2 separate regions of the Homo sapiens genome follow, and region 1 is linked to region 2. Evidence: read pairs that join two places in POLR2A ChIA-PET (ENCODE). Cell type or tissue: OCI-LY7. All regions are shown on one strand. Each heading gives the region's core, and the rest is flanking DNA. Links, peaks and the distances in the headings are about the cores only.

What was found. Peaks named below come from ENCODE experiments on the same cell type or tissue, not always from the same donor. Only the 100,000 strongest peaks of a DNase experiment are listed, where the experiment ranks them.
Region 1: POLR2A ChIA-PET joins it to region 2 with 6 read pairs; 13 of 35 experiments call an interaction of 5 or more read pairs at or near these places.

What each region holds. Positions count from the first base shown.
Region 1 is chr14:105,051,542-105,059,428 of GRCh38, forward strand. GPR132 (G protein-coupled receptor 132) reads right to left here. Exons shown (of 4, transcript NM_013345.4): 2 at 5,626-5,739; 3 at 3,846-4,625; 4 at 1-561. The coding sequence starts at 3,879. LOC124903398 (a long non-coding RNA gene) reads left to right here. Exons shown (of 2, transcript XR_007064368.1): 2 at 3,868-4,236. Among named protein-coding and RNA genes, the nearest start is that of GPR132, 9.9 kb to the right of the region's middle. RefSeq lists an enhancer at 4,069-4,844. In OCI-LY7, for the core only: no CTCF peak of the experiment used is centred there; no DNase peak of the experiment used is centred there.
Region 2 is chr14:104,964,962-104,972,848 of GRCh38, forward strand. The region is part of intron 1 of AHNAK2 (AHNAK nucleoprotein 2); the gene reads right to left. Among named protein-coding and RNA genes, the nearest start is that of AHNAK2, 9.5 kb to the right of the region's middle. RefSeq lists enhancers at 2,405-3,138, 3,874-4,607. In OCI-LY7, for the core only: no CTCF peak of the experiment used is centred there; a DNase peak (open chromatin) is centred at 3,720; H3K4me3 peaks cover 856 bases.

The DNA.
Region 1 (7,887 bases), core at 467-5,466, 86 kb after region 2:
ACCCGGCAATCCTGCTGTCCATCTGCAGCATGTCAAAGCAGGTCTCCTTGTCTTCCGTCTGGAACACCGGGTAGTGAACGATCCCGACGAGGATGAAGATGCAGGCGGAGATGAGGATGGCGGTCCTCCGGCGGCGGCGGCCCCGACTCTCCAGCGCGTACACCACGGCCACGAAGCGGTCGCAGGAGATGCAGCACAGGAAGAGGATGCTGACGTAGATGTTGCAGAAGAAGATGTAGGCGGTCACCTTGCAGGCCAGCAGGCCTAGGGTCCAGCGGTGCTGGTTGCGGATATAGATGACCCAGAGTGGCAGCGTGCCTGTGTACAGCAGCTCGCAGAGTGCCAGGCAGAGCAGGTAGACGGCCAGCACGTTGCCCTGCAGTACCTGCAGCAGCGCCAGCCACGCAGTCAGGCAGTTGGCCGGCACCCCCAGCGTGCACACCGCGCTGTACACCACGACCAGGACTATCCTGCTCTCTTCGAAGGACACGTTGTTGCAGGTCTTGGCGGAGAGGCCCAGGGAGGCCCACGGGGCAGTGGTGGTCACTGGGGTGGCGTTTCCTGTGGGACAGAGACAAGAGTGAGGACGGGAGTCCCTGGAAACCACCTGGGAGAGACTCTACTGTGGGAAGAAAGGATAGAAGCTTTGTGGTAGCTCAGACTAGACACACGCAGGTGTTTAAAACATTTCCAAATTGATTTTTTAGAGCAATTATTAGATAGTGGATCTCCAACCTAGCAGCGTCATGGACAAAGAATGCAGGCTGGGCAATACTGAATCATTTTTCTTTTTTCTTTTTTTTGAAATGGAGTTTTGCTCTTGTGGCCCAGGTTGGAGTGCAGTGGCACAACCTCGGCTCACTGCAACCTCTGCCTCCTGGGTTCAGGCAATTCTCCTGCCTCAGCCTCCCAAGTAGCCAGGATTACAGGCACGTGCCACCATGCCTGGCTAATTTTTGTATTTTAGTAGAGACGGGGTTTCACCATGTTGGCCAGGCTGGTCTCGAATTCCTGATCTCAGGTGATCCGCCTGCATCAGCTTCCCAAAGTGCTGGGATTACAGGCGTGAGCCATTGTGTCTGGGCAATGCTGAGTCTTTGTAACTCACTGAGGTTTTCAAAAATGTTGCTTCTGGCCCGGCATGGTGGCTCACACCTGTAATCCCAGCATTTTGGGAGGCTGAGGCAGGCAGATCACTTGAGGTCAGGCGTTTGAGACCAGCCTGGCCAACATGGAGAAACCCTGTCTCTACTAAAAATTTAAAACAAATAGTTGGGCGTGCTGGCTCGCACCTGTAATCCCAGCTACTCTGGAGGCTGAGGCAGGAGAATCACTTGAACCCAGGAGGCGGAGGTTGCAGTGAGCTGAGATCGTGCCGCTGTACTCCAGCCTGGGCAACAAGAGTGAGACTCCTTCTCAAAAAAAAAAAAAAAGTTGCTTGTGTGTTTGAAAAGAATGTTGATCCTGTAATTGCTGTGTGAGTGCTTTTCTAAGCAGTCTGTTAGGCGCTGCTACTATGCCCTTCCAGCGCTGACCCACTTTGCCTCCACTTCCCACCTGGCCCCATAGCTGGGCACTGCCTCATCCTAATTCCTAACCTGTAGTCTTTTTTTTTTTTTTTTTTTTTTTGGAGATGGAGTCTCTCCCTCTGCTCTGTTGCCCAGGCTGGAGTGCAGTGGCACGATCTCAGCTCACTGCAACCTCTGCCTCCCGGATTCAAGGGATTCTCCTGCCTCAGCCTCCTGAGTAGCTGGCATTACAGGCATGCGTCACCACACCCAGCTAATTTTGTATTTTTAGTAGAGATGGGGTTTCTCCATGTTGGTCAGGCTTATCTTGAACTCCCGACCTCAGGTGATCTGCCCTCCTTGGCCTCCCAAAGTGCTGGGATTACAGGCGTGAGCCACTGCGCCCGGCTAATCTGTAGTCTTACCACATATTTGCCTGTGTGAACTATCAATTACTAAAAAAGATAATTATAAGCTCCTGTGGGAGTGGTGGATTTGTCCACCTCTCCTTGTATTCTCCCAGTGCTTGCTTTACGTATTTGAAGCTACTGTGAATTGGGGCATAGGAGTCACAGATGGTTCTGTCTTCTTGGTGAATTGATCCTCTTATTACTATGTCATGTGATACCCCTCCTCTCGGTGGCAGGAGACTAATGACCCCACCCAAAAGATGTCTGAATCCTAATCCTTGGGACATGTAGATATGGCAGGTTACACGGGAAAGGGGAACTAAGGTTGCAAGTTGAATGAAGGTTGCTAACTAGCTGACAGTAAAATAAAGAGATTATTCTGGACTATCTGGTGGGCCCAATGGAATCACAAAAGTCCTTAAATGTGGGAGAGGGCAAAAGAAAAGGAGATCAAAGTGATCTCAGCAACCTGCCTCAAACACAGCTCTCCGAGGTCAGAAACTCATCCTTTCCAGCCAGGGGGTTGCTAGAGGTCACGCAGGGTGTGCAGTGGTGTGACTTCCCCAAGCTCTGCCAGCGCCACCAGCTCCAGTGTCCTGGCTGCCCACTCTGGCTGAGTTCATGCTTCTGGGCCTTCTGTGGTTACAGATCATGGAGTCCCACCTCCAGGTCAGCAGGAAGCCGCAGACAGACCTGGCCTCAGCACCTGACGGACGGACAGAGCGTTGCCAAACTTATTGGGCCACAGCAGCCCCGGGCGGGGCAAACTTCAGCTGTGCCCTGGCGCGAGGTCAGGGGTCCCTGGGCACTGTCCAGCCCGCTGGCCTCAGGAACCTTCCACATGCAAATGTCGTAGTTTCCTTGACCTCCCTCCTGTACTTGAGGGCCTGTTGACCTCCAGCACGATGGGGCAAGTCACCCCGAACGGGGTCAGCCCTGCGGCCCCATTGTGTCGCTCTTTTTTTTTCTTTTTTTTTTTTTTGAGACGTAGTCTCAAAAAACTGTGTTGATGCCCAGGCTGGAGTGCAGTGGCGTGATCTCTGCTACTGCAACCTCTGCCTCCCAAGTTCAAGTGATTCTCCTGCCTCAGCCTCCCGAGTAGCTGGGACTACAGGCACTCGCCACCACGCCCATCTAATTTTTGTAGTTTTAGTAGAGACAAGGTTTCACCAGGTTGGCCAGGCTGGTCTTGAACTCCTGACCTTGGGTGATCTGCCCACCTTGGCCTCCCAAAGTGCTGGGATTACAGGTGTGAGCCACCATGCCAGGCCACTTGTTTTTGTGCATTTAAAAAATTCAGCTGGGCGCAGTGGCTCACGCCTGTAATCCCAGCACTTTGGGAGGCCAGGGTGGGGAGATCACTAGAGGTCAGGCGTTCGAGACCAGCCTGGCTAACCTGGTGAAAACTCGTCTCTACTAAAAATACAAAAATTAGACAGGCGTGGTGGCAGGTGCCTGCAGTCCCAGCTACTTGGGAGGCTGAGGCAGGAGAATGGTGTGAACCCGGAAGGCAGAGATTGCGCCACTGCACTCCAGCCAGGGCAACAGAGCAAGACTCCATCTCAAAAAAAAAAAAAAAAAAAAAATTCGGCCCCATGGGCCGTTCATTCCTTCAATCCCAACGCTTTGGAAGGACAAGGCAGGTGGATCACCCGAGGTCTGGAGTTCCAGACCAGCCTGACCAACATGGTGAAATCCCATCTCTATTAAAAATACAAATATTAGCCAGGCGTGGTGGGCACCTGTAATCCCAGCTACTTGGGAGGCTGATGCAGGAGAATCCCTTGAACCTGGGAGGCAGAAGCTGCAGTGAGCCGAGATTGTGCCACTGCACTCCAGCCTGGGCGATAGAGTGAGACTCAATCGCAAGAAAAAAAAATTGAAAAAGTGGAAAATTGTGGCAAAATACACATAACAAGGAATTTACCATTGTAACCGTTTTTCAGTAGCATTGGGCACATTCACATTCTTCTGCAACCATCGCCAGCATCCGTCGGCAGAACCTTCTCATCTTCCCAAACGGAGACTCTGCCCCAGGAAGCACTCGCTCCGCATTTGCTCCCAGCCCCCAGGCCTCCATTCCACTTTGTCTCTGTGCGCTGGGCTCCCCTGTCACCTCCCCACGTGGGTGGGCATCTCTGCGTGTCTTCAGCGTGTGTCCTTCCGTGTCTCACGTGCTCCACTCACCACAGTGTCCTCAAGCTCCCTCCTGTTGCAGCGTGTGCCAGGATTTCCCTTCCTTTCAAAGGCGGGATGGTATTCCATTGTATTCAGTGTGTCCTCCAGGGTCTCGCCAAAAATATAAATATATATATATATTCCACTGTGCCCTTCCATCTTGAGCAATCCTGCACGTGTGGCGTGTGGCGTGTGGCGTGTGGCGTGTTCTGCTCAGCCACGACTCCGCTGACAGACGCTCGGCTGCCTCTGTGCCTTAGCTGAGCTGCTGAGAATGACGGTGTCAAGAACATGAGGAGGGCTGTTCACGTCCCTGCTTTCCGTTCTCCTGGGTCAGACCCACAGTTGGCATTGCTGGATCTCACGGCAGTTCCGTCTCATCTCGTGGGGTGCCTCCGCGCTGTTCTCCACGGTGGTGGCGCTGGCCCACCTTCCCCCGGCGGTGTGCAGGGCTCCGGTCTCCCCACAGCCTCGCTGCGCTTGCTGGGTTTCTCCGGGTGAGTGTCGTGTCCCTTGCTCACCTTCCTCCCTGGGCAGAGGGAGAGAGTGGGTGTGACTGGGCTGCCTCACACTCAGTTGTCACCACTTCGCCCAAGACACAGGCCTGTGGCGGGCGGCGGGGGGCAGTGAAGGCAGTTCTCGGGTGGGAGGCCCAACGCCTGTGTTTGCACTCACTGTTCTTCACCCAGATGGCTCTTTTCCCATCAAACGAGTGCCCCAGCCCCGCTGTGCGAGTCCTGAGCTCAGAGGAAGTTTCGGGCCCCCTACACGGCCCCGTCTCTTTCATGACAATCACAGGCCCTGGGAGGCAGAGCCAGAATCCAAAACACAAGGGGAGATGCAGGCAAGACCCGGGGTGGCCAGAGGGGTCCCTCCCACCTCAGCCTGCACAGAGCCGCTCTGGTCTGTTCCCTCCCCGACTTCCTACGGCTCCCCCACCCCACACATCGTCGCCCGTGCGGTCTCAGTCAGGGCCTCGGTGCCCCTCAGTCCCGCACCCCCTGCTCCAGGCCTCACGCAGCCTTGGGACCTTCACCTCTGGACACCAGGTCCGTGGTGTCTGTGGCTCTGTGCCCATCTGGTGAGGAGGCTGTCCCCCGCTCCCCCGCCTCCTGCCACAAGTGACCTCCTGGGAAGAGAGCCTTCCTGGTGGGTCAGAAGTAGGGGCAACGGCACCAGGAGACGCATGGATGCGGGGGGCTGGTGGTCAGCTCCTCATGGCCCAGACCGTGCAGGGCTCCCCTGGGACCTGTGGGACAGCCCCCTGACTCAGTACTGTGTCGCCCTCCCAGGAGCCACCAACTATGCCCTCATTCCCGTTCCTGGCTTCCCAGAACTTCACGAAAGAATTATGAAATCAGTCCTTCATTTCTCCATGTAGCACCTCTAGATTTATTATTGCTGAGCTAGTTTTTATCTCGATAATCTATTTTTATGCGTTAATTTTTGAATTATGAGACAACATGCTTCATGGAAAAATTCTCATGGGCTTCCTCTTACATGTTCAAAGTCGGAGAAGGCTCTCTCACCTGGCATATTTTGCGGGTTCCAATCTCAGTGTGGCTCTAAGATAAGCTTTCTAAGTACATGTCATGCGTCTTGTCGGTCCTATCAAGACGTTCACTCTGAGAGTTTAAAATGACCTGGAAAAAGAGTAGGTTGAAATTGTTTTAGGGAAATCAGATTGAGTCACAAGTTAACCCATTGACAAACGGCTAGTGAGTATTTACTAATTTACTAAGTGGCCCGTTGATTCGTAGGTGTTTTTTAAATGTTGAGAATCTGCCGTTGCATCCCACATGAGAAACACAAGCAAGGCTCCAAGCCAACAGGCATCAAAACGTCACATTAGCCACTGCGACTACATACGATTCTTTTTTTTTTTTTTTTTTTTTTTTCTTGAGATGGAGTCTTGCTCTGTCGCCCAGGCTGGAGTGCAGTAGCACAATCTCGGCTCACTGCAACCTCTGCCTCCCGGGTTCAAACTATTCTCCTGCAGCAGCCTCTTGAGTAGCTGGGAGTACAGTCGCCTGCCACCACCCCCAGCTAATTTTTTTTTTTTTTTTTTTGAGACAGAGTCGCACTCTGTTGCCCAGGCTGGAGTGCAATGGCATGATCTCGGCTCACTGCAACCTCCGCCTCCTGGGTTCAAGCGATTCTCCTGTCTTAGCCTCCCAAGTAGCTGGGACTACACACACGCGCCACCATCCCCAGCTAGATTTTGTATTTTTAGTAGAGACGGGGTCTCACCATGTTGGGCAGGCTGGTCTCAAACTCCTGACCTCAAATGATCCACCCACCTCGGCCTCCCAAAGTGCTGGGATTACAGGCGTAAGCCACCGCACCTGGCCTAGGTACTCTTCTTGTTTGTCAATTATACCTTTATAAAGCTGGGAGAGAAAAGAAAGTTGATGAGCTTTCACAGAAAACATAAAAATAGCTCCTAAAGGCCAGGTGTGGTAACTCATGGCTGTAAATCCCAGCCCTTTGAGAAGCTGAGGTGGGAGGATAGCTGGAGTCCAGGAGTTCAAGACCAGCCTGGGCAATATAGTAACACCCCACACCTACAAAAATATAAACAGGCATGATGGTGCACACGTGTAGTCCCAGCTACCCAGGAGGCTGAGTTGGGAGGATCGCTTGAGCCCAGGAGGTAGGGGTTGCAGTGAGCTGTGACTGAGCTGCTGCACTCCGGCCTGGCTACAGAGAGAGACCCCGTCTCAAGAAAAAAGAAAAGCTCCTAAAATCTGAAAAATGTTCAACTCCACTTCTAATCAAAGAAATGCAAACATGAATATCTGAAAGACAGTCTTTTAAAATCTTTTTTTGGCCTATCATGTTGGCAAAAATAAAGACCTTTTAAACTCATAGTGTTTGAGAGTAGGCAATGGGTGCCCGTACACGGGACTGACGGAAGTATGAATTGGCTCGCAGCAAAATTTTGCAATATGTTTCCAAAAATCTCAAATGTGCTCTACTTTTGACCTGGCTGATCCCCTTCTAGGAATTTTTCCTGGCTACCCGAGGTGTGACGTGCACATGGCCTGGAAGCTGTGTCACCCACAGCATGAGGGGCCCGGAGGAGGGAGGCATGATGGGCGGGCAGCAGATGGCTCAGGGCATGCAGGGGGGTGGCGCAAGGCGCCCAGGGGCCTGTCCCTCTGCTTCCTTCCCTAACCTGAGGTGCCTCTAAAACAGGCACCACCCTGACCAGCCAAAGAGGGTTTGCAGGGAGGAGAGCGCCCTAAACCCATCCTCAGATGGTGTTTGTGCCTCTCCCACAGCCCTGCAAAGCCTGAGGGTCTCGCTCTGCTGTTTCCGGGCCCTGCAGTGCAGGGATAGAGGCTGAGCCTGGCGGCTGCCTCACTAGCTCCAATCCTGCCTCCCTGGTGCCAGGCCCAACCCCCACCCCATGCTGCCTGGTGCTGCCCTCTATCAGCCGAGACCCTCATGGGAAGCCAGCAGGTGCAGTCAGTCTCCCAGTGCACACTCCCCTCCCAGGGCAGGGCCGGCCCGGCTGCGGGCAGAGCCCCTACACAGCAAGGCCCCTTTGGGCCCGAGGCCTGTATGTTGAGAGGCTGGCCAGGGGCACTCCCTGGAGCCACTTGCTCTTCCCGCCCATCCCACGTGGCTCTTGCAGGAATTCTCTGGAAGCTGCTCAAAAGTGAGGCAGAACCCAGGGACACCCACACCAAGGGCTCTGGGCCAGCAGGTGGGGCTGCCTGTGTGTTGACATCCCCAGCTGCCCTTTCAAGTATATTTCTGTGAAAGGAAAGTATCTTGGGCCCCTT
Region 2 (7,887 bases), core at 1,427-6,426:
GTCCAACCCACGGCCCACAGGCCGCATGTGGCCCAGAACAGCTTTGAATACGGCTTAACACAAATTCATAAACTTCCTAAAACTTTATTACACTCTTTTGCAATTGTTTCTTTTAGCTCATCAGCTATCATTAGTGTAGTTTATGTGTGACCCAAGACAATTCTTCTTCTTCCAATGTAGCCCAGGGAAGCCAAAAGATAGGACGGACGCCCCGATGGATAATCCAAGTATTTTTGTAACGATTTAAAAATCAACATGGTGAAACCCCATCTCTACTAAAAATACAAAAATTAGCTGGGCATGGTGGCAGGCGCCTGTAATCCCAGCTACTAGGAAGACTGAGGCAGGAGAATCACTTGAACCCAGAAGGCAGAGGTTGCAGTGAGCCAAGATCATGCCATTGCACTCCAGCCTCAGCAACAAAAGCAAAACTCTGTCTCAAAAAAAAAAAAAAAAAAAAGAAAAGAAAAGAAAAGAAAAAATCAAATCCCTTATTTAAAACCGTCCCACAAAAAGGACTCCAGTCTCAACCCCACTCTGAATTATACTCTAAATATTCCAAGAAGAAACAGTACCAATCTTACGCCAACTCTGGCGCCCTGGCCTGGGCTCCAGGGCCTCCCTCCTGCAGTGACAAGGAGGGTCTCAGAACTAAGGCCCCCATCCCTGCCCCAGACCCAGTTGCTGGTAGGACACTGATTGGGAAGGAGCATGTCCCTATCCTTTGGGGTGGTGTGCTGGCCTCGGGGACCAGCTGCTCCCTGTCCCCTGCGGTAGGTGTCCTGGCCTTGGGGACTGTCCCACGAAGACAGATGGGGAGGCCCAGTCCCGGCAGTGGTCTAGGTCTGGCTGCTCCTCTGGCCAGTGTGCTGTGTGGCCCTGAGCAAGCTCATCCCCTCTCTGAGCTTTCATTCCCTCATGGATATGTGGACCACCCTGCCTGCCCTGACTGTGGGTTGCTGGGCTACAGACACTGCTCCCGCAGAGGCACCCCCAGGGCCATGCCTGCTCATCCCAAGAGCACCTCTGCCTGCGCGGGCCCCTGCCACTCCCTCACCGCTTCACGGGCCTTTCCTTGCCCTTCTGCAAGATGGCTCACAGCCCAGGTCCCCTCTGGCTCTGCTCTCAGGCCTGGCAGGGCTGGAGGATGGTGTCTCCTGGAGGAGGTTCTCTCAAGCGAAGGAAGAGAAGGGCAGGAGGTGAGGGCAGGCAGGGCTGGGTCAGTGCCAGGAGGCATCAACACTCACCCCCACGTCATCCCGGCCCCGCCACCTTCCTACTGCTCCGGGGGCCAGGCCCAGACCCCTGGCCTCCATAACCCCCCAGCAGAGCCACAACCTCCGTTTCCCCCACCTGCCAAACCAGCCTTGCCCACGGTGTCAGCCCAAGAATTGTACCCCTGGCAACCCCACAACACGATCTCCTCCACAGGCCCCTTCTCCCTAACCAGGCAGTGAAGGGGCAAGACCCTGTCTCCCTTCTGCACAGCTCTGTCCTGGCCACCTGGGCCCATCTCACTCACCTTTGCATTCAGACACTGCCCCACCACCTGACAGGGCCCCTGCTGCTCCCACCTGGACGCACCCCCAACCTGCACAGACAGAACTTGGCCAGCCCCACCGCTCTGCCTCCCAGATGGCTGCCAAACCCTCCACTCCTTGCCCACCTGCCCCCTCCCACTCCCTCCACGTGGCCCTGCCAGGGCTCCCCAGTGCACCCCACAACCCTGAGGGACCACCAGCTGGGGCCACCCCAGCCCCTCTGGAGCTGCCTGGAGCTCCAGCCACACCAGACCCACAACAAATTCGTGGGACGGGGTGGTGCCAAGGAAAGGGACAGGAATCTGGCCAGAGCCTGCCCACCGCTAAGCCAAGGGCAATGGCAGGTAAGCCACTCTCTGGCCTCAGTTTCCCTTCCTGCTCTGCCCAGACCCTGCCGCTCAATCCCCAAGGTGGGTAACATATGTGAAAACTGAGGCTGGGGGAGGGGAGCCACTTACCCAAGGGGACCCAGCCAGTAGGTGTGGAGCTGGGGCAACTACCTAGCAGGGCTGGGGGCAGAGGAGGGTCCCTGGGTCACTTGGCCCACAGCTGCTCCCCTGGCAGCAGGTGCAGCTGGGGTCATGAGTGGGGAGGGGCTCCACTGCCTCGGAGACCGGGTGTCCCAGGCCCTGCCTAGCACTCAGGGTGGGGCAGGTGTTCTGAGGCTGCCCAGAAACCCAGCCGCCTCCCCGTCCCTCCGCAGCCTCCCCAGCCAAAAAGCCCCACCCAGCTGGCAGGAGCCTGGATGGGTTGGGGGTGGGGGGCAGCTGCTGTGAGGCCCAAGAAAGGGTCAGGAGGGCAACTCCTCGGAGAAGGGACTCGCCAGGCAGGGAAACACAGGTCTGCTGGGCTGGGGGTGGGCACCACGGTCAAGGGCCCCTGAGCTGGGCACAGCCGGCTGCACTCCCAAATCTCTCCAGGGTAGTCTTGTGGGTGTTGGGGCCGGTGAGGGAGGGTGTCGACAGCAAGCCCTGGGCACACCCTGTGCTGGGAACCTGCATGGGGGAAGGAGGAGGAGACGTGACCAGCCCTGCTCCTGCTGGCCCTCGTGCCTGGTCCTGCCACTGGCCCACGCGGGACAGTCCCCAGCCCCACCCTCAGCCACCGCACTGGGAGCGGCTGTTCCTACACTGCCTGTAGTGGGGATGGAGTGCAGAGGCTCAGCGAGCGGCAGACCTGCCTCTGGCCACAGAGCTGCGCAGTGGGGACCCCTCCAGTCACTGGGCTGGCAGGAGCCTGGCCCAGGAACACAAACAGGAAGGGGGAAATCCTGCCCGCCTCGGGATAAGGCTGCGCAGCCAGGCTACCGGCCTCGGACCCGCGCCAGTCGGGAGAGAGAGGAAGGCCCCCAGTATCCCAGTCCCCCGCCAAGAGCACCGCCTCCCAGGCCCGAGCTCCTGAGGAAGCCCCGCCTCGGCCGCAGAGCGCAGGGGAGGCCGCCTTTGCCCGCCCGGCCTCCGGTTCTCCCAGACAGGCTCTGCAAGTGGCCCCATCACCTGAATCATGACACTGTTTGTTGACGGTCACCAAAGCCCCACTTCACAGAGGAGAATGTGGAGGTGACTCGCCTGAGCCAGGCCCAGCTGGTCAGGCCGTTGGCACCTGGTTCCTTCCCCAATGCCCTTCCCCCACTCCCCGGGCCCCCCAGCGCCCTGGCCTCAACACTACCATTAACATTCCTGCGGGTGAAAACTTGAACCTTGTGGAGGGACCCCGGGACCCAGGTCAGTCCCTTGCATGCCAGGGCAGGTGGGGGTGGTACCACAGTGAAAGCCGCAGAGGACACCCACCCTGGCCCAGAAAAGCTGCCTCCCCGAGAACTGGACTATCCTGGCGCAGGGCCTGAGCAGGCGGGGCCTCAGGCAGTGTGTCTGGGGGACGAGCAGATCCTGGCCGGGAGGCGGGGAGGGGCCGAGCGGGAGGGGAGAAGGAACACAGGCGGGGAGTGTGGCAGAGGCTCACCAACACCCCTGCTCCACAGCTGGGTCCAGATTGAGGACTCCCACCAGCCACCAGCTAAATGAGAGTTCTTGGAGGGTCCAGAACAGGTCCGTGGGGGGAGGAGGTGGATTTTGCTTAAACAAAATCCAAGTTTGCCTCTAAACTGGCAGCCCCAGGGCCCCATCTCTGGCCTCCAGGTGGGAGGGCATGGTTGGGTGCATTTGCAAGTCCCCAGGGCCCTGGGGGCTGGCAGGGAGGAGACTGGCTCTCCAGTGGCCGGAAAAGTCCATCCTGGGTGGGAGGAACGAATGGCCCACTCCAGGTTTGCAGGTGTGTGTGCACACGTGTGTGCTCACAGGATGTACGTGCTCAGGTGCTAGGGCGTGTGTGCACTTGTGTGTCTGGCCTGGGCTCCTCCCTCTGAACACCCATGGACAGCCCAGAGTGAGGCCATGGAGGCGGGAGCCCTGTGGGAGTCACTGCCCTCGGGCTGGAAACCTGGTGCCCACCCAGACACAGGCACACACAGCCGGCCGCACTTGGGCCTCACCCAGTCGTGGAACTTCATGAAGAAGGTGCCAAGCGGGCTGACTGTCATGAGACCTTCAGACTTCCCTGAGCAACATCCCCCGCCCCTCCCCGATGCTTCTTGAGATAACTCTCTCGGGATGAGCTCAGGCTCTTGCTCCTGCCTCTGTGTCTGCCTCCAAGGCTGCAGGAGGGCTGGGGAAGCCAGACTCAGTCCCCTAGACCTGGGAGCTGGGCTCCTTGCCCATCCAGCAGCCATTCCCCACTGCAGCCCAGCTGCACCCGTGAGGCTATTCACATCACCCTCTCCCGAAACAACCTTTCGTAGCTCCCTGGTGCCATCCATCGGTCAGACTGGCCTGGCAGCCTCTCCGTGCCTGCTCTAGCCCTAGCCGACATCCCCAGCCTCTCCAGCCCTCACTGTGCCTGCCTGGGCCACAGGCGCTCTCTCTCTGGGCTTTCCCAGGCTGTCTTCTCTGCTGGGCAAATTCACAGACTGAGCTTGGCCACCCTGCCATGGCTTCTGGACACTGCCGGCTCCCTGGTCCCCAGAACACTTTGCTCACCAAGCACTCAGAGCCTGGCACACAGTAGGTGCATAATAAATGCTAGTGCAGGCAGTGCATGGGAAAAAGGAAGGAGCTTGTCAGATCTCCTGGAAAAGCCTGGTAAGCCTGAGGGTGGGAGCCAGTTGATGGGGATGGGAGGGCAGCAGGTGGGCCCAGTTCATCTCCTTCTGCTCCTGGAGAAACTGAGGCACAGGGTAGCACATGTGCCACCTCTCCAAGGGATTTGGCAGCCAAAAGGAACAGCCCCATGCTCCCATCCATCCCAGGCGGGCTAGCCTGAGCCAGTTTCCCTGGGCTGAAAGGCCGGCCCCACAGACGTCCAGGGCAGTGTGACCCTGTGATGGAGCTACCCATCGCCCCAGGCCCCCACAGCCCACCTCGGGCACCCCCAGGAGAGTAAACCTGGCCTTTGGAAGCAACCACCCTCCACAGCCACCCAGGGCCCCTGTGCACCAAGCAAGCACACGGTCATCTGAGGACCCTTCTCCAGGCCCCACGCCCACCTTGGGGACTTGCAGACCTGCGGCTGCCCTGAATGTGGGTGCTCTTGGCATTCACCTCCCCCCACACCCAGGCTCCTTGGAAACAAGAGCCACTGTCCCCTACCTGCCCAGGGCCCACAGCTTGGTGTCCTGCCACACACCTTGTATGGCCTGGGCTCCGCCGGCACCCCAGGGACCAGGACCCAGGAGAAGGGGCTCCGGGGCTTTCTCCCTGACATCCCTGCCCAGCCCGCTGGCCCTGGCTGGAGCCACGGTGAACTAACACCCCTGCCCGTCTGTCAGCTGCAGGTCGGGGGATGCCTAGCCCAGCTCTGTTCCTCCAGCCCCCCTTGCTGGTGGCCTGCTGGCCCCCACAGACCCGCGGAAGAGTGAGGCAAGCAGGTGTCCGGACATGGACACAGGAGCCACTTACCAAGGAAGCTACAGACGCTCTCCCAACTGGCCCAGAAGCGAAGATCCCAACTGGCCACCTCCCCCTGCCACGCCCGGTTCTTCCCTCCACAGCTCCTCCCCCCATTGTCCCGCCTCTGCCTGCTCCTAGGGCTGGCTCTGGACCCTGCCAGGACCCCCACATCCCACCAGAGGGAGTGGGCGGGTCCCCTGATGGGCCAGGAGCCTGGCCAGCCCCCAACACTCACTCAGCTTCTTGGAGCTGGGGACCCCACCCTGAGTGCCCACCCCCAGCCTGAGCAGCTGACTGCAGAGGAACAGACCGCTCTGAGTCACACAGCCAGCCCAGTCTGGTGAGTGCCTTAGTGTGCGCCAGGTCCTGCTGTGTGGACAGACACAGGCCTGAGGCAGGTCCCTCCTAGGCAGGCTCTGCACAAACCCTGTGTCTCAGTTTCCCTATGGGGGCCAGGACAGAGGCTGGCCCAGAAGGGAGGAGAGGCATAGCCTAAGGGCCTGCCCCCATGGTCACTGGGCCAGTGACCTTGGGGCCTGGTCATCTGCCACCTGCCTGAGCCCCCAGGGCAGCCGACCCTGGCCTCCCTTCAGCCCGCTCAGCCCAAACTCACAGCGGCCACCACACCTCGAAGCACCAGGGTATCTGGTAAGCAGGGTGCGGTGGGGCTCAGGAAGCAGCATTTTTTGAAACAGGGTCTCTCTCTCACCCAGGTTGGAGTGCAGTGGTGCGATCATGGCTCACTGCAGCCTCAAACTCCTGGACTCAAACCATCCTCCCGTGTCAGCCTCTCAAGTGGCTGGGGCTCCAGGTGACGCCACCACACCTGGCTAATTTTAAAAATTTTTTGTAGAGATAGGATCCTACCATATTGTCCAGGCTGATCTCATACGCATGGGCTCAGGTGATCCTCCCGCCTTGGCCTCCCAAGTGGCTGGGGCTGCAGGCACACACCAGCACGCCTGGCTAATTTTTAAATTTTTTGTAGAGACAAGGTCTCCCTGTGTTGCCCTGGCTAGTCTCAAACTCCTAGGCTCAAGTGATCCTTCTGCCTCAGCCTCCCAAACTGCTGGGATTACAGGTGTGAGCCTCCGCACTGGCCTAGCTTTTTTTTTTAACAAGCCTCCCATCCTTCCCCGTCATTTCAATACAAGTGGTGGCTGAGAAACACCTGAGTCCCATGACCCCAAGTCCCCCACTATCCAGAGCTCCAGCTGCCTGGCCCACCTCCTGGTCACCTCACCCTGCTGCACCCTGGGCCCTTAGCCCCCACTCCTCTTTGCTCTGGGCAGCCAGGAGGCTCCAGCAGGACTCAACCAGCTGTGCTACGTGTAGCCCCCCTGGGATCCCAGTGTGCCAGCCCTGTGCCCATAGCCTGGGTGTGGACGTGCCTCCAACAGGCAGTCTGGAGCAGGCCCACACAGCCGAGGCCCAGCCCAGGCCTTAGGGGCAGCGAGGGGTCAGACCCAGCCTGGGAGGTCAGCGATGGAACGGCTTGCACCTGCACCAGGCCCCAACGGCATGGGAAGAGGTGGGAAGGTGCAGCTGAGAGGGCTGCCCCCGCCACGGGATGCCAGGGTGGCCTGAGGTGGGCACACAGAGAAGGGGTCCTCAAGTAGGCCAGAGGACTTCAAGGGCAGGGAAGGCTCTGTCCCAGCCCCAGGGCAGGGGCACTTGCCGGCAAATGGGGTGGGAGAGGCCTCAGGGGCTCCTCAGGCCTGAAAGGTGGGGACCTGATTCCAGGCCCCTTCTGGGCCTCCCCCCATTGCAATACCCTAAAAAGGCTGACACAAAAACCTAACGGTCACAAAGATAGAAAACGACTCTATTTACACGGAGGCAGGAAAGCTGGCCACGTCTGCTCCAGGGACACTCCCAGACAGCTCTCACCTGGGAACGCTGTTTACTGTTTACCACCTGACACCCACACTCAGCCAGGCAGGGCAGGGCTGGCTGAGTCAGCGCCGTACCCAGAGGCCCAGCCTGCTGGAGTGGGACAGGAAGGAGACGCTGGCACAGAGCGGGGCCGTCATGCCAGACACAGCACTGACCCCCGCAAGAGCCTTTGCTGGGGCCCCCACCCCAGCTACGCCCACCTCACAGCAGCCAGAGGGAGGTGCCCTGCACAGCTGGCCACAGCGCTGGCCACGCAAGCCCTTCCCAGACCCTCGCTGCAGTGCGGCCAGTGTGGTCCGCCAAGCCCTGGAACACATGACGGAGATCTCCTCCTGGTGCACCCTCCCCAACGCGGACAGCCATGGGAACGCACCACACCCTGCCCCAGGCCCTCTCCAGACTCTAAGCACGTGCCACTGGCTCTGCCTGGGGCACCCTCCCAGCTCAGATCCTGGACTTGCTCCCCCGCCAGGCACTCAGAACCGAGCCCTCGGCTCCAGAGCCCC